2 separate regions of the Homo sapiens genome follow, and region 2 is linked to region 1. The links are chromatin contacts, found by Hi-C in ENCODE. All regions are on one chromosome and are shown on one strand. The core of a region is the stretch at or near the end of the contact, and the rest is flanking DNA. Distances in the headings are between cores, read along the strand shown. Region 1 holds the start of TXLNB (taxilin beta). Region 2 has its middle 57 kb from the start of IL20RA.

Region 1 (7,813 bases), core at 1,904-4,403:
TACCTCCACTATCATGTGTGTATCTATTCAAGTTAGGGCCAATTAGCACTACTTTAATAATTGCAGGACAATGAGAAAGAATAGGGCTTTCATCTATTCAGGCTGCTATAACAAAATAACATAAACTGAGTGACTAATAAACAATGGAATTTTTTTTTTTTTGAGACAGAGTCTTGCTCTGTCGCCCAGGCTGGAGTGCAGTGGCACAATCTCGGCTCACTGCAACCTCTGTCTCCTGGGTTCAAATGATTCTCCTGCCCCAGCCTCCCCAGTAGCTGGGATTACAAGCATGCGCCACCACATCCAGCTAATTTCTGTATTTTAGTAGAGATGGAGTTTCACCATGATGGCCAGGCTGATCTTGAACTCCTGACCTCAAGTGATCCACCTGCCTTGGCCTCCCAACGTGCTGGTATTACAGCCGTGAGCCAGCGTGCCGGGCCAACAATGGAAATTTATTTCTCATAGTTCTGTAGGCTGGAAAGTCTAAGATCAAGGTGCAGGCAAATTCTGTGTCTGGTGACTTCCTCGTACAAAGCCTTCTTCTCACTGCACCCTCACATGGCAGAGGGGTAAGGGGTTTCTTTCAGACCTTTTTTATGAGAACACTAATCCCATTCATAAAAGCTCTACCCTCATAATCTAATCACTTCCCAAAGGCCCCACCTCCTCATACCATCACCTGGGGGTTTATGATTTCAACACATGAATTTTGGGGGGACACAAACATTCAGACCATAGCAAGCAGTAAATGATGCAGCCGTATCAAATGAGAGCCCCATGAAATCATAGCAGGCCATATGAATAAAAACTATGTAATAATTTGAATGAATCAAGTGTTGAGGAAATTCCCAAACCACATTGTAGAAGAGTACCAGAAACTCAAAAAACCCAGCAGTCAATAGAGTATTCATGTTGCAAGCAGCAATTTAAGTTCAGCAAAACAATATCTGTCACATAAAAGTAGTGTTATTAATTTGAGTCGCATTTATTGATTTTGTAGGCTTTAAAATGTATACATTTTAAAATTTATGTAACTACTGTAAGCATAAGGAATTTATCCTATTTTCATTTTAGTACATGTAGGTTCAAATAATAATATAATCCTTCAAATAATTTCCACATTATTTAAATTATTCTGTTAAGTGAGTCTATACATTATTTAAATTTGAAAAGCACTGACTTGTTTATATTTACTAAGAGATGTGATCGGGTCAGTTTGCTACAATCCAGGATGGAATGCCACCCAATTTGTGGCACTCACCAAGTATTCATTAATTTAGAAGAAAGTGCTTTTCTCTTTCATCAATTTTAATTCACTAACTTAATTATCAAATAATATAGTGAACAGCTTCATTGTCTTCAACACTGGAATTTCTTTATCCTGACTTCTGCTTGTTGGGTGCACTCATCTATATATAACTTATGCCTCCCCTAAACTCAGAGAATAAGTAGGACAAAACTGGGGGTGGGATGTTTTCATTTCCTTTTGTTGCCATAACATCTTATCACAAATTTAGCAGCTTAAAAATAACATAAGTTTGCTATTTTATATTTCTGGAGGTCGGAAATCCAAAACGAATTTCTTTGATCTAAGATCAATGTCGCAGGATTGCATCCCTCTGGAGGCTCTAGAGTATAATCTGTTTCCTTGCCTTTCCCAGCTTCTAGAAGCTTCCTGACCTATGCTGAGGTCATCAAATCTCCTTTTCTGCCTCCAATCCTACTGCCTTCCTCCCTCATTTATAAAGACCCTTATGAGGCTGAGTGCAATGGCTCACGCTTATAATCCCAGCACTTTGGGAGGCCGAGGTGGGCGGATCATGAGGTCAGGAGTTCGAGACCAGCCTAGCCAACACAGCGAAACCCCGTCTCTACTAAAAATACAAAAATTAGCTGGATGTGGTGGCAGGCGCCTGTAATCCCAGCTACTTGGGAGGCTGAGGGAGGAGAATCGCTTGAACCCGGGAGGTTGCAGTGAGCTGAGATTGCACCACTGCACTCCAGCCTGAGTGACAGAGCGAGACTCTGTCTCAATAAATAAATAAATAAATACCCTTATGATTACATTGAACCCACCCAGTAGTTCAAGATAACCTCCCTACCTCAGGATCCTTCCTCACATCTGCAAAGTCTCTTTTGTCATGTAAAGAAACATATTCACAGGTTCCAGGGAGTAGGACGTGGAGATCTTTTGGGTGGCATTATTCTGCCTCCCACAAGGGATGCCACTATGCCTAGCCTGTCCCCAGAGCAGAAACCGATGGAGGAATCTGCTTTGGAAGTATGGGAACACAAGCTCCAGAAAGAAAAATAAAAGGCAAATGGATGTAAATTAATAGACAGGCATTTTATGGTGAATCAGAAGGAATTTCTTTTTCTGAGGAGGATCAAGGAGCATGTTGAGGATTTACAAAATGTGGGAAAGCCACCAACTAAGGAAGAAAAAGCAGACTGCTTCCCTGAGGGTTTGTTTGAGATGGGAAGAGTTACCTGGGAAAGACTGTGCTCCAAGGTCACACCAATTACCACGTGCATGAAGATTATACTCAGTTCAGCTCCAAAATCACCATCTACATGTTTATTTCAAACTTTGCAAACAAACCAAACAATGACATCAGAATTAAAATGGTTCCACCACCTCCCTGTTCTTATGCCATTGTTTTTCTTTTTCCATGATTCCTGTAAGAAACCTGACACTAATTAAGCTAGTGCAAGAAGAAGAAGAAAAAGAAGATGAATCTTCCACCACACTGGAGATAACCCAAGAAGTAAGAAAAACTGATCTCTACCCAAAAAGGACAACAATGGTGAAAGACTGCATTTGCAACGGGGGTAATATACTCAGAGTTTAAATTTCCGAAAGGACAAACAAAACATGGAGAGTCTAATGAGATCTTCCAGCTGCTTCTCTCTGCTAAGGTATTTCCCCTGGCAACAGCTAGGGAAGCTTGGGTGTATTTTCCCCTTGCTGTGTCATATGATGTTCCTTTCCCTACCCCCACCTCCTCCAGACTGCTGCCTCCATCAGTGCCTGTGGCGTGTGTGTGTGTGTGTGTGTGTGCGCGCGCGTGCGTGCACGTGTGTATGTGTGTGTGTGTGTATTGGGTTTCTCTCTCCCTTGTAAGAACACAGCCAGCCCGCCCTCTCCTGCTGTTGCTGCAGCTCTGACTTGCTTTTTCCTGCCTCCTTCCTCTCCTCTCTCTTCTTGCTTAGCTTCTTGCCTTCTGGTAAGTATGACAAACACTCCCCCAAGCCCTGTGAGAAGGTATAGGGTGCGGTTTGTGGTGTTCGAAACTTGCAACTTTGAGATTGCCAGTGAACTGTTGGAGAACTTTTCATTGTTGTATTTATAAATAAAATGTGTTGCTTAGGGAGGGATGTGTCTGTGATAGTCATCTGGAATAGCCAACACAAGTGAAAAGTTCTCTCCCTGGGGAGGGGAAAATAAGGCAATAAAGTTTATATAAGATAAAAGTTAGAAATAATTTCTTTGCCACATAATATAAAATGGATGATTGAAAAGTAACAAAGTTCTCTGACTTTGTTTTTTTCCCTCTTGTTAACTTGTCTTGAGGCTACTTTTGGGAATTGAATTGTCCTGGGCTTTATAATGACTGTTCTGTTTTAAAGTAAATGTGGAACAGGAGTTTAAAGAATAGCCATGGAATTAAGAATTTAAAAAATCAATGATTGTGGCATCTCATGAAGAATAAATCAAATACAAACAGCCACTTGCATTTAGACTAACCGAAGTAAAACTCCTATGGACAGCTTATCTTAAATTAATTATTTTGAAGTTCATTTTACTTGAGATTTTATTTCATCCTAAGATAGTCTCCCCGACTTTAAAACCCATGTATGGATTTAAGCCACTAAATGTTTACTGTTTTCAATTTGACTGAAAAACGATTCTCTTGATTTTCAAGGATGAAGTGCTAAACGGCATGACTCATTTTAGAATAGCTTAAAATAACTTCTGGCTGGACAGCAGGTGCCGTGTGTCTTTCTCCGTGTTCAGGGGAGGCCTAAGTTATATATAGATGAGTGCAATCAACAAGTGAGGTCAGGAAAAGAAATCCCAGTGATGAAAATAATGAAACTGCTGCATTATTTGATAATCAAGTTGGTGAATTCAAACCAGTGAAAGAAAAAAAGTACTTCCTCTAAGTTATGAGTGTTTGGTGAGCATCACAAGTCAGTGGCAACATCTGTGTGTTGAATTTTCTGTTCTTGTTGGTGTCTGAGCATTCAATTGACATCTACTGCCCTGAGAACAGGAAAAGGAAGCTGTGCAGTTGTAGAACAGTATGCTTTTGTTTTCACTTTCATGTTACCACAACAGCAAAACCTGTGAATTATGAGGATCTTGCCACATTTTTATGCTGCTATTTAGCAGCATCACTGTTAAATATTATTTACAAATAAAATGCACCATAACTTAAAGGCCTAAACCAAATCTATTGCAACTCTAGAAGTGGTAATAGTCAGAAACCCTGGAATCTCTGACTCAGTACCATCTCTCACCCTTTCCTAAGGGCCCTTATTATTGCTGAATTATTTCTCGAGTTGGTCTCCTCCTTGTTTATGAAACATTGCTACTTCTTAAAAATCATTAAGTTTTTCTAGAGCTTCCTGACTTAGAAGAGAAAGTTGTAATCTGTTTTTCTCTTTTAAAAAATTGGTTTATATATTGGAATAAAAGAGTATTATAGAAATTTAAGGAATTGTTGTTATAAGTATCATCATGCTTTTGTTTTGTTTAGTTTTTGAGACGAAGTCTTGCTCTGTCACCCAGGCTGGAGTGCAGTGGCACGATCTTGGCTCACTACAGCCTCCGCCTCCCAAGTTCAAGCAATTCTCATACCTCAGCCTCCCAAGTAGCTGGGACTACCGGTGCCCGCCACCACACCTGGCTAATTTTTGTATTTTTAGTAGAGACAGGGTTTCACCATGTTGGCCAGGCTGGTCTCCTGGCCTCAAGGATCCACCCGCCTCGGCTTCCTAAAGTGCTGGGATTACAGACATGAGCCACAGCACCTGGCCCGTGTTTCCATACTACTTTGTCTATTTATTTATACCTTCCCTCATTCCCTGTCTTAATCTAAAAATGATGCCAGTTTAAGCCTCAAAAAAAGCATTCGTGTTGCTTATCTGAAAAAGAAAATGCCAGAAAAGTGAGAAATGTCTCCTCTATCCAGTGTAATAATGCATTTACATCAAAATATTCACACTAAGCAAAATATTGATTTATGGATCAAATAGAGCTTAGAGATGTTATTCTTATGAGTTATTTAAATAAATTCAATGGCTCTTCTATTAAATATTTTAACTTTGAAAGAAAACTAATACCACTTTATATTTAAACATTTTAAATATATACAGTCATGTACCCCCAGTGATTGTTAATCTACATAGAATTATACAGGAAAATGGTAACACAAACTGACTAGTGTAAGCAAAATGACAAATATGGCCACAAAGAAAAATAGCATGAATTACTTTCTTAATGTGAATAATAAGGAATGCTACTGAAAACTGAAGATCAAAACCAAAAATATGCCAGCAGTGTGACTTGATTTGGAAAAACAACTTTCCACTGTCCCTACTTTAATAATTGTAATGCAGCAGGACAAGCCGCAGACAAAACCCTTCAGACACCCAGTTAAAGAAGGAAGCAGTTTAATCGGCCGGGAGCGTCAGCAAGACTCCTGTCTCAAGAGCCGAGCTCCCTGAGTGAGCATTTCTTGTCCCTTTTAAGGGCTCACAACTCTAAGTGCGTGCACGTGAGAGGGTTGTGATTGATTGAGCAAGCAGGGGGTACGTGACTGGGGGCTGCATGCACCGGTAATTAGATCGAAACAAAACAGGATAGGGATTTTCACAGTGCTTTTCTATACAATGTCTGTAATCTATAGATAACATAACCTATTAGGTCAGGGGTCAATTTTTAACTACCAGGCTCAGGGCGCGGCACCAGGCTGTCTGCCTGTGGATTTCATGTCTGCGTTTTAGTTTTTACTTCTTCTTTGGAGGCAGAAATTGGGCATAAGACGATATGAGGGGTGGTCTCCTCCCTTAGTAACATCAATGGTTTGTGAAAGGACATTGCCTTTCTCTACGTTAGAGACTATAATTAGTTGGTATTCACTTGGGGGATATCCTTACCATTGAAATGTAGCATTGATATGTAGCAAGTAGGTTAGCTACATAAAGCCTAACTGTGCTTACCACTAGATACTACTCCCAAGATGGAGGCTAATCACTCTGAACAGCTCTCAGCGGAACGACAGTCAACACCTCCAGGTGACAGTTCATCATTACCCAGTCACAATGGCCTGGAGAAGGAAGATGGCCAGGATTCTCCAACCCCAGTCCAACCACCAGAGAAAGAGGCAAGTGTGCACCCCGATATCTCTGAAGAGCTGAATCGACAGCTGGAAGACATCATTAACACTTATGGGTCTGCTGCCAGCACAGCAGGGAAAGAGGGCTCTGCCAGGGCCAGTGAGCAGCCTGAGAATGCAGAATCACCTGACAACGAGGATGGGGACTGTGAGGAAACAACTGAAGAGGCTGGAAGAGAACCCGTTGCTTCTGGAGAGCCACCCACTGTCAAAGAGCCCGTCAGCAATAAGGAGCAAAAATTGGAAAAGAAAATCCTAAAAGGATTAGGCAAGTAGTTATGTTCAAATATGTGACTTTTCTGTATGGTATTCCTAAAAAAGGGGCACTTCTTCCAAACTTCACTAAAAGCCACATCCAATATTTGGATGACTGTAGTAGCCTTCTATATTTTCCCTTGTTGTATTTGTCCCCAGCCCTTACCCCTCAATGGAGCTCAGGTGAACTTTTCAGTGTGTTACCCATTGACCCTTTGTTCCGTGGCCTCCTACTGCTCTTAGGATGAAGACCAAAATCTTTAACATGTTCTCTAAGATCCTAATGGTCTAACTCCAACCAGTCCCAGTTTTATCTCAGATTACTCTACCCTACAACATCACCTTCCTGAACACTCTGCCTCTATTACCACCACCACCACTACTGCCTAATAGCTAGTCATTCTGATCTTGTCTTTCAGGCCTTTGAACATGCTATGCTCCATCGCCCACAAGGCCTGTGCACATCCTAGTTTCTTTACCTAGAAATCTGTACCTATCTTCAGGTGCCCAATGAGTGTTTATTAATGCCTAGTCTTTGTAAGGCACTGTGCTAGGTGCACAAAGATAAATAAATCATGGTCTTTTGGTCAAGGAGCTGTAAGTATAGAGAAAACAGAAGACATGTAAATTAATTATATAGGAGAAGTGCAAAAACGGGAAAAGGAAAATTTTTTAGGAGAGCATGGGAGATTGGTGACACCAACGATGGCTGGGAAAAAAGGGTGAGAACGTTAATTTTTAAAACTATGAGTGAAGCATGTTACTGTACATAGGAAAGTCCCTCTGCTTGTCTTTCCTGGTGGAAACACTCACTACGAATACTCCCTCCTATGTGATACTTTCCCTGACATGCCCAGGTAGAGTTAGCATCACCTTCCTTAGTTTTCTATTAAATTTTCTGCAGCAATCATTTGTTTATATACCCATCTCTCATGCTAGATGGAGAATCTATCAAGGGCAGAGACCACATATGATTTGTTTCTGGAAGACTATGTGGTAGAGTGAAAGATCATGAGCATTGGAGTCAGAACTGGGTTCAAACTCCAGTAACCAGACTATCTGTAAACCCAAATATATCACAAACTGGAGTAGAATATTTTTCTGCAGTGAGCAGGTATATACAAACCTACCCACAAAGGCCAAGGGAGCTG
Region 2 (7,813 bases), core at 1,373-3,872, 2.2 Mb after region 1:
GAGGCTTATAATAGCACTTAATTGAACCAGAGCTGCAAGTGATAAAACCAGTACTCACGCCCTTTCTCAAAGGCCTGTTAAGACTCCTCAGCCACACAGAGAGGAAGCCTCAGGCAAAGAACAAATCCAGGGTGTTGCCTTTCTACCCAAGCCAATTTTTTTTTTTTCAGATAGCTTCAAGGTACCTACGATTCAAACAGGAAAGAAAAGTGTGTCAAACCTACAAGCCAGGAAATAGGTCAGCCTGAATATCCACGTGCAGAAAAGAACATTGAGAGTGGTCAGTGGCCCAGGTACTGACTGGAAGTAAGCAGACCCAAAGCCAACTGAGTTCTTAATCAGAAGCAGTGTTTTGGTAAAAAACCCTGGTGAATAAGACATTCAATAAGTCACATGAGTATGATGGGCTCAGAAGGCAAACCCAAATCTGGATGTGTCTCCCCCATTGAGGACAAATCACTGCCCCCTCCAAGATGTTCACGGGCTGCTTCCTGCCATTGACTGACGGGACACTCAGGCCTGCAGCAGCCAAGTCAGCCTCAGTGAGAGGAGGCCTATTCTTCTGAGCCATGTGGGACCCCTGACCTTACTGCACAGACATTTGCTCACGAGCACATTGAGAAAATGCCAGAGTGTGAAACTGAGTAGGTCACATGTCCACAGAACAGGTCACCTTGTCCATTGATCCTTGACATCCTGCAGTTTTATTTGTGCTGTAAGGTTGGATCCAGTCTTGCTATGCTCCTCCTGCTTCATGGTTTAATGGTCCAGAGAAGACCCATTCATGATGAGAAGTATGGGCCACATGGTCACAGGGCACCCCAGGGTCAGGCTTTTAGCCTCCCTCAGAGACCACTAATAAGCCAACAGATGTTTTCCAGAATGAGACTAGTTATTTCCTGAAGAGGGTAGGATTTTAGTCCAAAACCCTGGAAGCCATGGCCGTGTGTCTACTGTCAGGGTTTGCCACCAACTTCCTGCTTGGTCTCCTCTCTAGTGTTACCTCTTCCATCTAACTTTCATATTACAGCCAGAGTGATGTTTCTAAAACTGAAATCTGGCCCTGGCTAAAATCTGATCATTAATTTGTACATCTTTAATAAGCATCAATTATGTGCCTGTTCTAGGTCTCGAGAATTCAGCAGGGACAAAGTAGAGGGCCCTTGTTTTATCCTTTGAATCTGTAAAAGAAGCTAACCTCATAATGTGACATGAGGGGCACTAGCCCTGCAATGGCGGCAAAATTTCACCATTAGACTTTCATTCTTTGAACAAAGCTGTTTATCTTATTCTAAAATGCAAATGTGCTTGAGCACAGTAAAGCTTTGTCATTCATGGTCATAAACAATTTTGGGTAAATTTATTTATATGATGAGTTCCAATATGACAACCCAAGCTTATCTAGATGAGTTTTGTGGCATCCTTGATAGGGGCTTTTATAGACAGGAAAAATTACTAAGGGGATACTGTGATTTTCTTAAATTAATACTTTATTTATTAAAATTACAAATTTAAATTCCTCATTATTCCTTGAATTTTTAAGTCCAACTCATAAACCTTATTACTTTGTTTATGAATCTGGCAACTTTTAACCATCACTTTTAAGTGGCCTTTTATACTTTAATTGAATTAGTTTAAATATTTAAAAACTTGATTTTTTTTACCCTTTTTGAATACTTCAATTGTGCAACAAAAAAGTTCAAGAACTGTAAGATATCTAAGCCTTTACCCTACCTGGAAACTAACTAATTGACTTGTCAGTGTTTCTTAGATGCTGGCAGAAGACATGAGACTCTTGGATCAGAGACAAAGGGCTTTAATACTCACAGCAATAGCTTTAACCAGAGTGTCATTCTTTTGCATCAGTCCACTTTTTGTTAGGTCTGGAATAGGACCCAAATACAATGTGATGAATAAATTTAATGTGGTACCCTAAATGGGATCCAGGTACAGAAAAGAAAAAAAAGGACATTAAGTAAAAACTAAATAAAGCATGGACTTTAGTTAACAATAATGTATCAATTAATTTAGTTCATTATTTATGACAAATGTACTATACTAATATAAGATTTTAACAATAGGGGAAACCAGGCGTGGGGTATATATATGAGAACTCTCTGTACTATCTTCATAATTATTTTGAAAATTTGAAAATATTCTTAGTTTTTTTAAGTTGAGCAAGTGAAAAATATTAGATAAAACGACAATACATATTGTACTTGAATTTAGAAACATTGTGAAAATTATAGCCAAATGACTGAAGTTTGGGAACACTGGTTTTGAGAATAACAGGGATGGCTGAACTATGCTGAACCCTTGATCCTTCCCACCAGTGTGACAGGAAGATGTGTGATTACACCACAGTACTATCTACCCACAGCTTACAATTTCAGATGGTTATTCCACAGCACTAAGTAGAAGACTCTTTCATGAACCATCCTGAGAATGGGCAGGCACTAACCACCAAAAGCAGAGCTGAAACTTCTCTGAGAGTGAGACATGTCTTTCTTTAGAGGAACTGGGGCTTCTTGGTGGCTGGGTTCTCAGGGGATTTCTTAGTGGAGAGTTACTATAAACATCTAAGCTCTGGTTTACCACAAAGGTTTGGCCCTTCAGACACCTGGTGTCTTTTAGCAGCACCCTCAGCAAACATGAGTCCTTGTCTACAGATAAGACCTCAGGCTCAGAGAATAGGGATTGGAAGCTGAGGATCACACCACTGATGGCCCATTCTCAGGAGCCCTCTACCATCTCTCTTCTCACCCTGTTCACAATCACCTAGGGATTGTAGCACTTGTCCCCCTCCCCAACTTCAACACCCAAGGTCCCAAAGTGATAGACAGAGTGCCAACATTCCTTATCTGTAAAATAGAGGATAACAGGAGAGAGATGGTCTACATCAGCAAGTCTGGAGTTTTAGCCTATGCAATAATTGTCTGGAAGGCTTGTGAAAACACAGGGAACTGGGCCCCACCTCCAGAGTTCCTTTTTCATAGAGTCAGTAATTTGCATTTCTAACAAATCCCAGGTGACACTGATGCTCTGGTTGGGAGCTGCACTTTGAGAACCACTGGTTTAAATGATCTCAGGGGCATCTTTCAACTTTCATAGTCATTAAATCCATGTGTCTCAGACTCATGTGATCATGAGACTCACCCAGAGTCTTGGTTAAATGCACAGATCAGCAGGCCCCACCCCAAACTTTCTGACTCAGAATTACAAGATGAGCAGCCCAGGTGATTCTTATGATCAGAGGAATTTGGGAATCTTTATAATACCAAAAGCCAGCGCACCATCAGTGAATACGGTCTTTGAGCAGGACATGGTGAGAAATTGAGGGCATTCAAACATGGCACACAGGCCCAGGAGAAATGAGTAAAGCTGAAGGAGGGGGTGAGAAGGGATCAACAGGGTCAAAGTTTTGCCCTGACCCTTGCCCATGGCACGCATAGCACTGCAAAAATCATCTCAACCACTGGACATGAGCCTTTGCTACTCCACTGTCCATTAGATGGGGAGGGAAGGAGGCTCAAGGGGATACAAATGGCCAAGGTGATGCTGGGTCAAAGGGCAACTTCAGAAGGTCATAAATGTAACATTCATTGAGTGTTTTGGCCTTAAATTCATTTATATGATGAGTTCTAATATGACAGCAGCCTAAGCTTGTCTATGAGTTTTATGGCATCCTTGACAGTCGCATTTGTACACAAACAGGTCAACCCACGAGCATGGTGTACTGGGAGGGCTGGAAGGGCTAGAATGGCAGTGCCCATCAAAATACAGCTCAAAGACCCCAGTCATTTTCCCAACAGAAAACAATACCCAATTAAGCTGGAAGCAAGAAAGGGCATAGTGTCTGTAGTTAAGGGGTTGCTTGCCCGTGGACTTCTGAAATCCTGTAATTCTCCCTGTAATACCCTCATTTTGACCATTTTGAAGCCTTTGGGGGAATACCATATGGTACAGGAGCTCAGGGCAATGAATGAGGTCGTGATCCCAGCCCACCCATTAGTGGCAGATCCACGTACTCTTCTGACTCGAGTGCCGGGGAATGCAAAATGGTTTTAAGGTTTTTTGGTCAGATGCCTCCTGGGTTGGACTACATACAAGAAGGTCATCTACATGTTGGAGTATACTCCCACTTTCTAATTGAAAATTCCTCAGATCCCTTTCTAGGGCTCAGGCAAAAAAAAAAAAAAAAAGGAGCTGTCCCAAAAGCCCTGAGGGAGTAATTTCCAAGTGTATTGTTTTGTTTTTCTCTGCCATTCAAAAGGAAAAAGGTATTGAGACTCCAGGCTCAGCGGGCTTAAGTGGTGTGACCAATGTCAGAGGCTATAATAGTTGCAGAATAAGGACTAAAACCTCTTCTAATCCCTAGACCAATGAGTTTCTTCCAGAGAGTGTTATTTGAAGGTAACGTCATCCATTTCGTTAAACTATTTTACCTATGAGTCCCAGAAAATGAAATTCCGTCATTAAGATATTCATTCCTTTGAGCCTTTTAACATCAGTGTCAGATGTCTCTTTTAAGATAAAAATATTTTAAGCCTCTATCAACTAATACATCAATGTGGTTAAACAAAGATGTAGCAGAAAGCTGGGCCTAATGTAGTAGTTAATGAGAGGCATGCCACCACCATAACCCCAACCTGCCTGGCAGGAAGTCGAAAGAGTAAGAGGAGAAAGAATCATGAGTAGGGAGACAGGCCTTCTCAATGGGTGTTTGGGAAGTTCCAGGGCCAGGAGGGCATTATAACTCCTGCTTCTCAATTTTGCCTATGTAGTCCCCAGAAAATACTAGTTGCTTTGAATTAAACAGAAACAGTATTATCTCAACTGAAAGCAATCTGAGGCTTTAGTTTGGCCTAAATTCTTCTCTTACAGACTTCTTTTATTTTTTTTAAGACAGAGTCTCACTCTGTCGCTCAGGCTGGAGTGCAGTGGCACAATCTCAGATTACTGCAGCCTCCATCTCCCGGGTTGAAGTGATTGTCCTGTCTCAGCCTCCTGAGTAACTAGGATTACAGGCGTGAGCCACCACGTTTGGCTAATTTTTCTATCTTTATTAGAGACGGGGTTTCACCATGTTGGCCAGGCTGGTCTTGAACTCCTGAACTCCAGTGATCCACTCACCTCGGCCTCCCAAAGTGCTGAAATTACAGACATGAGCCATGGTGCCCAGCCTCCTCTAATAGATTAAGGGGCAGAAAGAATCTTCTTATAGAGAAAGACACTATCCCGTGATGGCAACCCAAGATGCCCTATCTAAAAGAATGATTTCAAAATGACACTATCCAAAAAAGAAGGCTTAGTCAGGATAAGAATCAAGGCCTTTTCTCTTTTTTCTCTGAAAGTCAGGATTCTGGGCAGTGTCATTTTTCCCTGGTGATAACCCTCCTTTCTTTCCTGCCACGTCATGGGGCTGCTTTAAACCAGAGACCCAAGGATAAGGTTGTTAGAAAATTGGAGAGTGGCAGTGAAAGAGCAGATGCTCCCGCCTTATAAATTAGCAGAAGATTATGCACGGCCAGCTGTACCATGGAACTGCCCAGGTTTTATACCACACCGTGATCCTCTGTGTTTATCATATGGTCCAGCATCTGGTCAATTCTGTCCCCAGCTCCCATATATCTATTCAAATCAAGCTTCGGCTGGGGATTTATTTATGTATATAGCTTCAATCTCAATCAGGATCCCTCCTGAGGTCTTAACTTGCAACACGGCAGGGAATTAACCCAGCAAGTCCTTTGTATCACAACTCTAAGTTACTCATTCACCTGAAGGTAACCTTTTTTTTTTTTCATGCAAGGTTTAGGAAGTGAGGGGGTGGCCAAATGAGGAAGATATGTATGTGTGACGAGAGAGTCAGAGAGAGAGAGAGAGAAGCCTCCAAGTGTTTATACATCAACAAAACCAGACATGGATACTCTGAAATAAGGTAAAAGTAACGTACTGTATGCCTTGAATAAGAAAAAAGGGAAAGAGATTTTCCTGTGTTTAAAAAATCTTGGGCTAAACCTGAAGTTATATAAAAGTTTCCTAAGCATTTTTCTCCTTTGTAACAAGATAGTATTTCCAAGAAGAAAATCCACTAATTGATTTCTTGGCATTGAGTGTTTGCCTGGGGTGTCTTTTTCCATTTATTTTAACAGGTAGATATATGGGCCTGTCATTGTGGTTAGGCCAAAAGAAAGTTCTCATTCTCCTCTCACACCATGCATCAAAACAAATTCTAGATTAACCAAAGAATTAGACTGAAAAAACTCAAACCAAAAATAAACTTAGAAGAAAGCACTTTGCAGGCCGGGTGCGGTGGCTCACGCCTGTAATCCCAGCACTTTGGGAGGCCGAGGCGGGCGGATCACAAGGTCAGGAGATTGAGACCATCCTGGCTAACACGGTGAAACCCTGTCTCTACTAAAAATACAAAAATTAGCCAGAGAGCCAGGTGTGGTGGTGGGCATCTATAGTCCCAGCTACTCAGGAGGCTGAGGCAGGAGAATGGCGTGAACCAGGGAGGCGGAGTGCAGTGAGCCGAGACCATGCCACTGCACTCCAGCCTGGGCGACAGAGCAAGACTCCATCTCAAAAAAAATAAAAAAAGAAGAAAGCACTTTACTATTTTTCTGATCTCTGGAAGGTAAATAGCTTTTAGAATATAGAAACAATGGAAGAAGTCATAATGAAAAAAGACTAATAGACTTTATAACCCCATAAAGCTGTAAATTTTATGAGTCTTAAAATTTAGCATAAACCAAATTAAAAGACAAAAAGAGAGGTGTAAAGTTTTTTGCAACAGTTAATGAATAAAAAGTTAATATTCTTAGCATATGAAGAACTCTTATAGATCAATAAGAAAAACATGAAAACAATAAATAAATAGGAAAAAGACATAAGCAGTTTTATAAAGGGAAATACAAATTTTGGTAATTTTTTATTGTTCAATTAATTAGTAATTTTAAAACTTAAAGCAAAATACTATTCACACCTATCAACAGAAAAGGGATTAAATTATAATACTCATTTTGCAACACAAACAAAAAGTAGAAAAAATCTTAAGGCTCTTCAACTATTGGGAAATGGGAAGGTACATAGCTATGTCCTTTAAGCTGTTAGGTTCTCATTAAAAATCATTCTTGGCGGCTGGGTGCGGTGGCTCACACCTGTAATCCCAGCACTTTGGGAGGCCGAGGTGGGTGGATCACCTGAGGTCAGGAATTCGAGACCAGCCTGGCCAACATGGTGAAACCCTATCTCTACTAAAAATACAAAAAATTAGCTGGGCATGGTGGCACGCGCCTGTAGTCCCAGTTACTCGGGAGGCTGAGGCAGGAGAATCGCTTGAACCAGGGAGGCAGAGGTTGCAGTGAGCCAAGATTGCGCCACTGCACTCCACCCTGGGTGACAGAGCGAGACTGTGTCTCAAAAACAAAAAAACAAAAAAAAAAAAACATCATTCTTGGCCAGGTGCAGTGGCTCAGGCCTGTAATCCTAGCACTTTGGGAAGCCAAGGCAGGAGGATAGCTTGAAGCCAGGAGTCCCAGACCACCCTAGGGGACATAGCAATACCCCTACAAAAAAATTTTTTTAACTAGCTAGGCATGATGGCACACACCTGTAGTCCTAGCTACTCAGTAGGCTGAGACAGGAGGATCACCTGAGCCTAGAAGTTGGAGGCTGCATTGAGCTATGATCGTGCCACTGCACTCCAGCCTGGGCAACAGAGTGAGATCCCGTCTCAAAAAAAAAAGTCCCTTTTATGAGAGTTTCAAATAACAGAGGAAGGAGGAATAAATTCACATTTCTGTGGCCT

What was found. A loop is a pair of places that touch in the nucleus more often than their neighbours do. Pooled maps may share reads with other maps.
Region 2: a pooled map shows a loop between it and region 1 (11-fold over the local background). The contact joins the enhancer-like site here to the promoter of TXLNB in region 1. A Hi-C loop is called at or near these places in 2 of 37 single-sample maps with no recorded cell type and 3 of 50 pooled maps.

Annotation. Positions count from the first base shown.
Region 1 is chr6:139,287,338-139,295,150 of GRCh38, reverse strand. TXLNB (taxilin beta) reads left to right here and starts at 3,153. Exons shown (of 10, transcript NM_153235.4): 1 at 3,153-3,230; 2 at 6,238-6,675. The coding sequence starts at 6,252. All of the region lies in intron 4 of LOC102723690 (a long non-coding RNA gene), which reads right to left. RefSeq lists enhancers at 3,929-4,178, 4,379-4,438 and a silencer at 4,025-4,319.
Region 2 is chr6:137,097,925-137,105,737 of GRCh38, reverse strand. No RefSeq gene overlaps it. Among named protein-coding and RNA genes, the nearest start is that of IL20RA, 57 kb to the right of the region's middle. RefSeq lists an enhancer at 7,704-7,813. Within about 2 kb of position 2,622, at least 5 of the 41 ENCODE cell types and tissues checked have a DNase peak (open chromatin) inside an H3K27ac peak, as active enhancers do.